3 separate regions of the Homo sapiens genome follow, and all the other regions are linked to region 1. A link is an interaction called in ENCODE POLR2A ChIA-PET data of the cell type or tissue named here. Cell type or tissue: GM12878. All regions are shown on one strand.

Region 1 (2,500 bases):
CATACAATAAGCCAACAAACATATGAAAAGATGCTCAACATCACCAATTATCAGGGAAATGCAAATTAAAACCACAATGAGATATCATTTACTCCTGCAAGAATGGCCATAATTTAAAAATCAAAAAATAATAGATGGTGTGGATGTGGTGACAAATGAACACTTTGACACTGCTGTTGGGAATGTAAACTAGTACAACCACTATGGAAAACAGTATGGCGATTCCTTAAAGAACTAAAAATAGAACTACTGTTTGATCCAGCAATCCCACTACTGGGTACCCACCCAAAGTAAAAGAAGTCATTATATGAAAAAGACACATGTACATGCATGTTTATAGCAGCACAATTCACAACTGCAAAGATATGGAACCAACCCAAGTGCCCAATGACCAACAAGTGGATAAAGAAAATGTGGTGTATATATACCATTGAATACTTAGCCATAAAAAGGAATGAAATAATGTCTTTTGCAGAAACTTGGATGGAATTGGAGGCCATTATTCTAAGTGAGTAATTCAGGAATGGAAAACCAAATGTCGTATGTTCTCACTTACAAGTGAGAGTTCAGCTATGAGGACGCAAAGGCGTAAGACTAATAGAATGGACTTTGAGGATGGGGGGGAAGCTTGAGAGGGATAAAAGACTATATATTGGGTACAGTATACACTGGTCAGGTGACAGGTGCACTAAAATCTCAGAAATCATCACTAAAAAACATCTATGTAACCAAAAACCCACCTGTACCCCAAAACTATTGAAATATTTTAAAAAATAATAAATTTTAAAAATAAAGTAAAACTTGAATGGAAAATGACAGGTATGCTGCATATACTTGTCCCTCCTGAACCATTCTATTAAGTTTCCCACGACTGGAAGGAAAACATGTATTATTTATTTTTTAAAAAACAGGGCAGTGGGAGGGATATTTCTTTGTTATAAAGTACTGGAAATTTTGAGAGCTATATTATACCCATATTCATCTCTTCTTGATGTACCCTGGCTGAAACTGTCAACTGTTACTTTCACACTTCCAATTTAAAATAATGCTAAAAGACAATCAGAGTTCCTTATAATTGAAACTTTTAAATCATACAGACTTGTCAGAATGTTACCTGAAGAAAGCTATTCATTTTTTTACTTAAACTTTAAACTTTCAGTAGCTGCAAAGGAGTTACATTTCAACTGTAGGAGAATTTCTGCAGACGGTCTGATTATGTTGGTATGCAAGTCTTCTAACTACATGAGGATGAACTGGATGCATATAGCCATCTGAAAAAAAAACTGCATATTAATTTATCCCCAAACACACCAATCTAAACCAAACACTGAACCATGGAGGTAAGGAGCTAAGTAATTAATGATGCTGCCAGCCACACACCTGCCAAAGACAATATAAACACCCTGATGTTTCTAGGCTTTTTGAAAAGCACCACGGGGCCAGGCGCAGTGGCTGACACCTGTAATCCCACTTTGGAAGACTGAGGCAGGTGGATCACCCGAAGTCAAGAGTTCGAGACCAGCCTGGCCAACATGGTAAAATCCGGTCTCTACTAAAAAAATACAAAAATTAGCTGGGCATGATGGCACATGCCTGTAATCCCAGCTATTCAGGAGGCTAAGGTAGGAGAATTCCTTGAACCAGGGAGGCAGAGGTTGCTGTGAGCCAAGATCACGCCATTGCACCCCAGCCTGAGCAACAAGAGCAAAACTCTGTCTCAAAAGAAAAAAAAAAAGAAAGAAAAAGAAAAGCACCACAGGCCCTTCTTATTGCTTGCATGCTAGCAACCAAAGGTTATTTAACAGCTCTCTGGGTCTACAAAGGCCCTACATCCCAGAGAGCTTTCCTGCCACTACTTCAGCCATCCTTGCAGGTGAAGAGTGCAAAGGGTCAGAGCTTGGGTCCTGCTCTTGAAACGGTTGCTGACTCCTATTTAATTAAAATCAGGGATGCCAAGAAAAAAAAAATCTGGTGCTCTGCTTATCCAGGGATATGCATTTCATTTTCAAATGATATATCAATTTTACTTTTTTCAGGTACTTCCGACCATGCAATTCAGATATGCCTTACTTTCTATCAAATCTTTAAAGTCATTTTACCACAAACTTCTGAAAGAACTATACATTTTCCACTGTCAGAGATGTAGTTCCACAATTGTATGGCCAAAACAATAAAGATCATATTTTAAGATGAGCATTTTAAAAGATAAGGAAAATTCAATTTGAATACTGTAAATAACTCTTTAGCTCTTAGCCTCTAACAGGAATGCTTAAAAACAAGTGGTAATGCTTTAATAAAACAAAACAGAATTCTAGTATTTGAAAATGTCAGAAGGTATTTTTATTTCAGCTGTCTTAAATACCTACACTGAATGTTACATACATGAAAACCTGTAACTAAAAACTTCTTTTTTTTTTTTTTTGAGACAGTTTCACTCCATCACCCAGGCTGGAATGCAGTGGCGTGATCTAGGCTCACTGCAATCTTGGCCTCCCAGGTT
Region 2 (2,500 bases), 380 kb before region 1:
TGGGGCCTGCCCTCTGAGAGTTTACAGCAGAATGAGGAAGACAGACAAGCAGAGTCTTCTCAGTCACTCCCATTCCTTTCGCTCATTGTGTTGGTTAATTATGGTAATAATAATAAGCAATAAGCAATACACATGCTTGCAGATTTGGACACACAAGCAAAAAAGGCAAAAATATTAGAATCATTCACAATTCTAGCAGAGGTAAGTGTTATGGGAGTTTTGATGTATGGTCCCTTCTACTGTATGTATGTATGTATTTATTTATTTGAGAAACGGTATCACTCTGTCACCCACGCTGGAGTGTAGTGGGGCGATCTCAGCTTACTGCAGCCTTGACCTCCCAGGCTCAAGCGATCCTCCCACTTCAGCCTCTCAAGTAGCTGGGACTACAAGCACATACCACTATGCCTGGCTAACTTTTGTATTTTTAGTAGAGACGGGGTTTCACCATGTTGCCCAGGCTGGTCTCGAACTCCTGGGCTCAAGCTATCCACCAGCCTCAGCCTCCCAAAGTGCTGGGATTACAGCCATGAGCTACTGCACCCAGTCCCCTTCTACTTTTTAAATGAGCTCAAGTTCACCCCAAATTTTTAAAAGATCTTCTTTTGATGATACTTAGAAAACACAGTAATGAGAGAAAGGCTTCCTGGGGATGCCAGTCAGATTTGTGTGCCAAACTGGTGATTTAGGGTCCCCACTAAACAGGTGCTCCTGAAGAATCTTAGAGGGTCTTATTCTATATCCCCGGCCTCTGACATGTGACCAGAGCTCAATCACTGCTTATGAAATGAAAGAATGAATGGATGAATCAATGATGTAGATTACTGAAATCCAACAAATCTTGACATGATTATTAGCTTATAAATGAGGCACTTTTTGTGCTTGACATAAACTGTAAAGATATAGAAAGGATTCAAAGAAAAAAATAAATTCCTACAAGAAGAAAGCTCTTTTATTCTTGCTAGCTAGGGGGATAAAACTCTACGAAATGAAATAATAAAAACTACCATCTCATTTCATTCCATATAACATAATGGTTATTATCTTAAGACAATTAAAAAACACTACAACCCAACTCTAAAGTGTCCAGCTCTGTAGCAAAAGTTTAACCCAAGTCTCACCAGGAGTTATACCTGAATGGAAGATAGGGGGGGTTTGAGCCAGACAGGAGTGCTCTGTAGGCTTCTTCTGGTGTCTTCTTTAAATAGATTACCTAAGACAGATAAATAGTAACATTTAGAACACCCAAGAATGACACAAAACTAATTACTCACCAAATTTGCATTTCACTTCCTCCACTTTGAGTGACAGCTGTTACGGTGATAGTGTTGATCTTTACAAAGCAACAACTTGCCAACATTTCCTTTTCAGCATGAAGCTGCGCAGCAGCCTTTGTCTTCTCCATGGGTAAGCTTAGAGACAGAGGGCAGATCCATGAAGAGGCCATCCCAGGCTCTTTACAAAGGCACACTGAACAGACACAATGGCAGCGACAGTTGTACCCTCATAATATACCGTGTGCTCACCAAAGACCAACGCACACCTCCCTGACCTTCATCGAAGACCTGAGGTGAGTTATTTCAGTGCCTGGTAAATTTTGAAAGACTTCTCACAGTGAGCACAATATCCATGGGGTATCTACTGAATTTTCAGCCTACTCTTGAGGAAAGCCAGTGTTGCTCTCTAGACACTCAATAAAATCACAATAAAATGGGTGAAAATGTGTATGGGTAAGAGTATTGGAAAACATATTATCTTGGATTTTGATACCAAAGCTACTTAAATCCCTCTAGTCTGACAAGATGAACTAATCTTAAAGACACAAACAAAAAAGGATTCCTTAAAACCAGTGAACAACTCCCAGGTAATATACATAGATACTGAGTATATAGTATATGCCAGGCACTGTATCAGGTACTGGCACCTCCCTTAATAGAATTTATGCTTGTGGGGCAAAGACAATAATCAACAAAAATAAATACAGTCTAAGGTAAATGCTGAAAAGTAAATAAACAGGGGCCTGGAAAGCAGCTACCTGAGTCAAGGTAGTCAGGGAGGGGTCTCTGGGTGATGTTCAGGGTAAGATCTAGACTCTAGATGGGGAGAACCACAGGAAGAGCTAAGGGGAAGGAGGAATGGCTATCCAGGCATGAGAATGACAAAGACAAGTTCCCTGAGGTGGGAAAGAGCTTGGTAAGTTGGAGGAAAAGGAGGTCAGTGTGGCTAGGACTGAGAGAAGAGGACAGGGGGCGGGAGAAAGCCAGGCAGTGGCCGGAATGTGAAGAGCAATACAAACCACTGGGAGAGCTCAATTTTATTCCAAGAGCAATTTAATTTTTTAATTCTGAGCCGATGGTCTTGGTCCTTTTCCTCTATAGTCAGAAACGAGCTTAATTCCTACAATCTTCTCTACCTAAAATTAGTGGCACTATTTCCTTAGTATGTCCCAACATCAAAACCCTATGCATTTCAATGACAAGAATGGCAGAGTCTTGGTTCT
Region 3 (2,500 bases), 290 kb after region 1:
AGAAGAGGGATGTCTCAGATCAAGAAGAGAGAGTAATTCCCTCTTCCTCTGCTTTTTTATTCTATTTAGGGCCTCAGAGGATTAGATGATACCTACCCACTTTGGTGAGGTGATCTTTTTACTCAGTTTCCTGACTGGGATGCTAACCTCTTTTAGAAATACATTCATAGACACTTCCAGAAATAATATTTTATCAGCTATCAGAACATCCCTCAGCCCAGTCAAGTTGACATATAAATTAACCATCATATATACCTAGATGTAGTTTTTTATTTATTATTTATTTATTTATCCTACTTGGTATTGTGTGTCTGATAATAGTTTGGGGGAAATTCTCAGTCATAATTTTTTCAAATAATTCTTCTGTTTCCTTCCCTCTTCTCCTTCTGGAATTCCGATTCCACATTTGTTGTACCTTTTGTAGTTCCACAGTTCTTGGATCTGTTCTCTTTTTCAGTCTTTTTTTTTTTCTTTTCAGTTTGATATTTTTCTATTGAGATATCTTCGGGCTAAGAGATTCTTATCTCAGATATGTCCAGTCTACCCACAAGCCCATACTTCACTTCTTTTAAAGTGTTTTTGATCTCTAGCATTTCTTTTTGGTTCTGAGAATTTCCATCTCTGTGCATTTGTTCTTGCATGCCATCTACTTTATCCATTGGAGCATTTAGCATCTTAATCATAATGTTTTAAATTCCTGGTCTAATAATTCCAACATCTCCATCATACCTAAGTCTGGTTCTGAGGCTTGCTCTATTTCTTCAAATTGTGTTCTCTGCCTTTCAGTATGCCTTGTAATTTGTTCTTAATAACTGGACATGATGCAGTGGGTAAAAGGAACTGCTGTAAATAGGCCTTTAATAATGTGGTGGTAAGGAGAGGGAGGAGGAGAACTGTTCTGTAGTCCTGTGAGTAGACCTCAGTATTTTAGTGAGCTTATGCCCCTGGAGTGTGAACTTCACAACCGCTTCAAGGTTCTTCCCCCACTTAAGTGAAACAGGATGGCTAATGTGGGCAGGAATTGGGTATTTCCCATCCTCCAGGTCATGTAGGCTCTGATAAAACCCCAGCAGGTTAGGCTGCGGTTAAATAGTTGCTCCTGATTGACATAACTAAAAAACAATAATTTTTTCTAGTGATTCTAAGGCTGCTATTGTCTATGACCAGATATATGATATAGAAAACTCCTTTTCTATAAATAATAAACTGCCTCTTAGGTGTTTCCCATCTGCAACCTGTCCATGGTGTTAACTTTATTTACTGCCATGTATCATGTCACTGCTCATCACCTCCAGCCTTGTTGAGTCCTGTGATTTGCAGGTTTTGAATATATGCATGAAGCAAAGTGGTTGATCTGGGCTACAAGAGTGTGGGACTGAGGTAAAGTAGCTGGTTTTCTATTATCCAGATGCTAAGAGGAAGATTGGAGCTGTGGGAGGGAAGAAGATTGTGTGGGCTGACAATTGTGTTTCTTAATTCAGAAGTATCTGGGCTACATGTAGTAGAATTATTATCTCTACCAATTGGTTCTCTGTTATCCTCAGTTTTCAGTATTGCAAATTAAATAATCCACCCAGTCATCATGATCAGTTTAATAGGAAGTTGGGAAAAGTCTTATCATAGATTTATTCAGGTGATGATATTTAAATCCAGAAGAAACATTTCTTCTTTGTTCTTTAAGCTTTCTAGGATGACGTGGAGTAAAACCTTTTGCTTTTATTGACTAGTTTATTATTTCCAATTGATAATAAAGAAAGCTATTATTTATTATCTTCCTTGTCAGATTTTGAGCTATATTTTCATTTTTATTTAAACAACATTGGGCCAGGCACAGTGGCTCATGCCTGTAATCCCAGAACTTTGGGAGGCCAAGGTGGGCGGATCACCTAAGGTCAGGAGTTCGAGACCAGCCTGGTGTAACTCCGTCTCTACCAAAATACAAAAATTAGCCAGGTGTGGTGGCGCATGCCTGTATTCTCAGCTACTGGGGAAGCTGAGGCAAGAGAATCACTTGAACCCGGGAGGCGGAGGTTGCAGTGAGCCGAGATTGTGCCACTGCACTCCAGCTCGGGCAACAGAGCGAGATCTATGTCTCGAGAAAAAAAAAACAGCATTGAAAAGAGATCTTTGTTTCCTTATTTTTCAGGTAAGGAAGTGGAGGATTAAATGATTTGCCCAAAGTCTCACAGTAATTTGTAGAGCTGAGATTGAAATTCGGGTGAAACTTCACATATCACATTCTTTTTATCAGGTATGTTGAGAATATGGTTTGCTGAACACAGAAAGCAAGTAGTTATCTAGAATTATGGTCCAGTTGTGTAAAAGCTTTTATATTTTAATTATATATGACAATAATGGGCTTTTACCCTTCTTTTTGAGATGGCAGTTTCTGGATTTACTCTTGGTACCTGCATACTTCTGTTGCACATTAGTTATGTGGCTAATTATCCCAATGGAAAAGTAACACAGTCATGCCATGGAATGATTCCTGAACATGGTC

What was found. Peaks named below come from ENCODE experiments on the same cell type or tissue, not always from the same donor. Only the 100,000 strongest peaks of a DNase experiment are listed, where the experiment ranks them.
Region 2: POLR2A ChIA-PET joins it to region 1 with 5 read pairs; 4 of 35 experiments call an interaction of 5 or more read pairs at or near these places.
Region 3: POLR2A ChIA-PET joins it to region 1 with 7 read pairs; 2 of 35 experiments call an interaction of 5 or more read pairs at or near these places.

The regions. Positions count from the first base shown.
Region 1 is chr1:100,041,844-100,044,343 of GRCh38, reverse strand. All of the region lies in intron 1 of SLC71A1 (solute carrier family 71 member 1), which reads right to left. Among named protein-coding and RNA genes, the nearest start is that of SLC71A1, 5.0 kb to the right of the region's middle. In GM12878, no CTCF peak of the experiment used is centred here; no DNase peak of the experiment used is centred here; H3K4me3 peaks cover 1,461 bases; H3K27ac peaks cover 76 bases.
Region 2 is chr1:100,422,935-100,425,434 of GRCh38, reverse strand. CDC14A (cell division cycle 14A) reads right to left here. Exons shown (of 16, transcript NM_003672.4): 5 at 1,134-1,213. LOC105379827 (a long non-coding RNA gene) reads left to right here and starts at 1,363. Exons shown (of 3, transcript XR_007066254.1): 1 at 1,363-1,570. In GM12878, no CTCF peak of the experiment used is centred here; a DNase peak (open chromatin) is centred at 1,294.
Region 3 is chr1:99,748,648-99,751,147 of GRCh38, reverse strand. FRRS1 (ferric chelate reductase 1) reads left to right here. Exons shown (of 17, transcript NM_001361041.2): 2 at 2,147-2,251; 3 at 2,380-2,500. The coding sequence starts at 2,380. Among named protein-coding and RNA genes, the nearest start is that of FRRS1, 17 kb to the left of the region's middle. In GM12878, no CTCF peak of the experiment used is centred here; a DNase peak (open chromatin) is centred at 997; H3K4me3 peaks cover 372 bases; H3K27ac peaks cover 1,381 bases.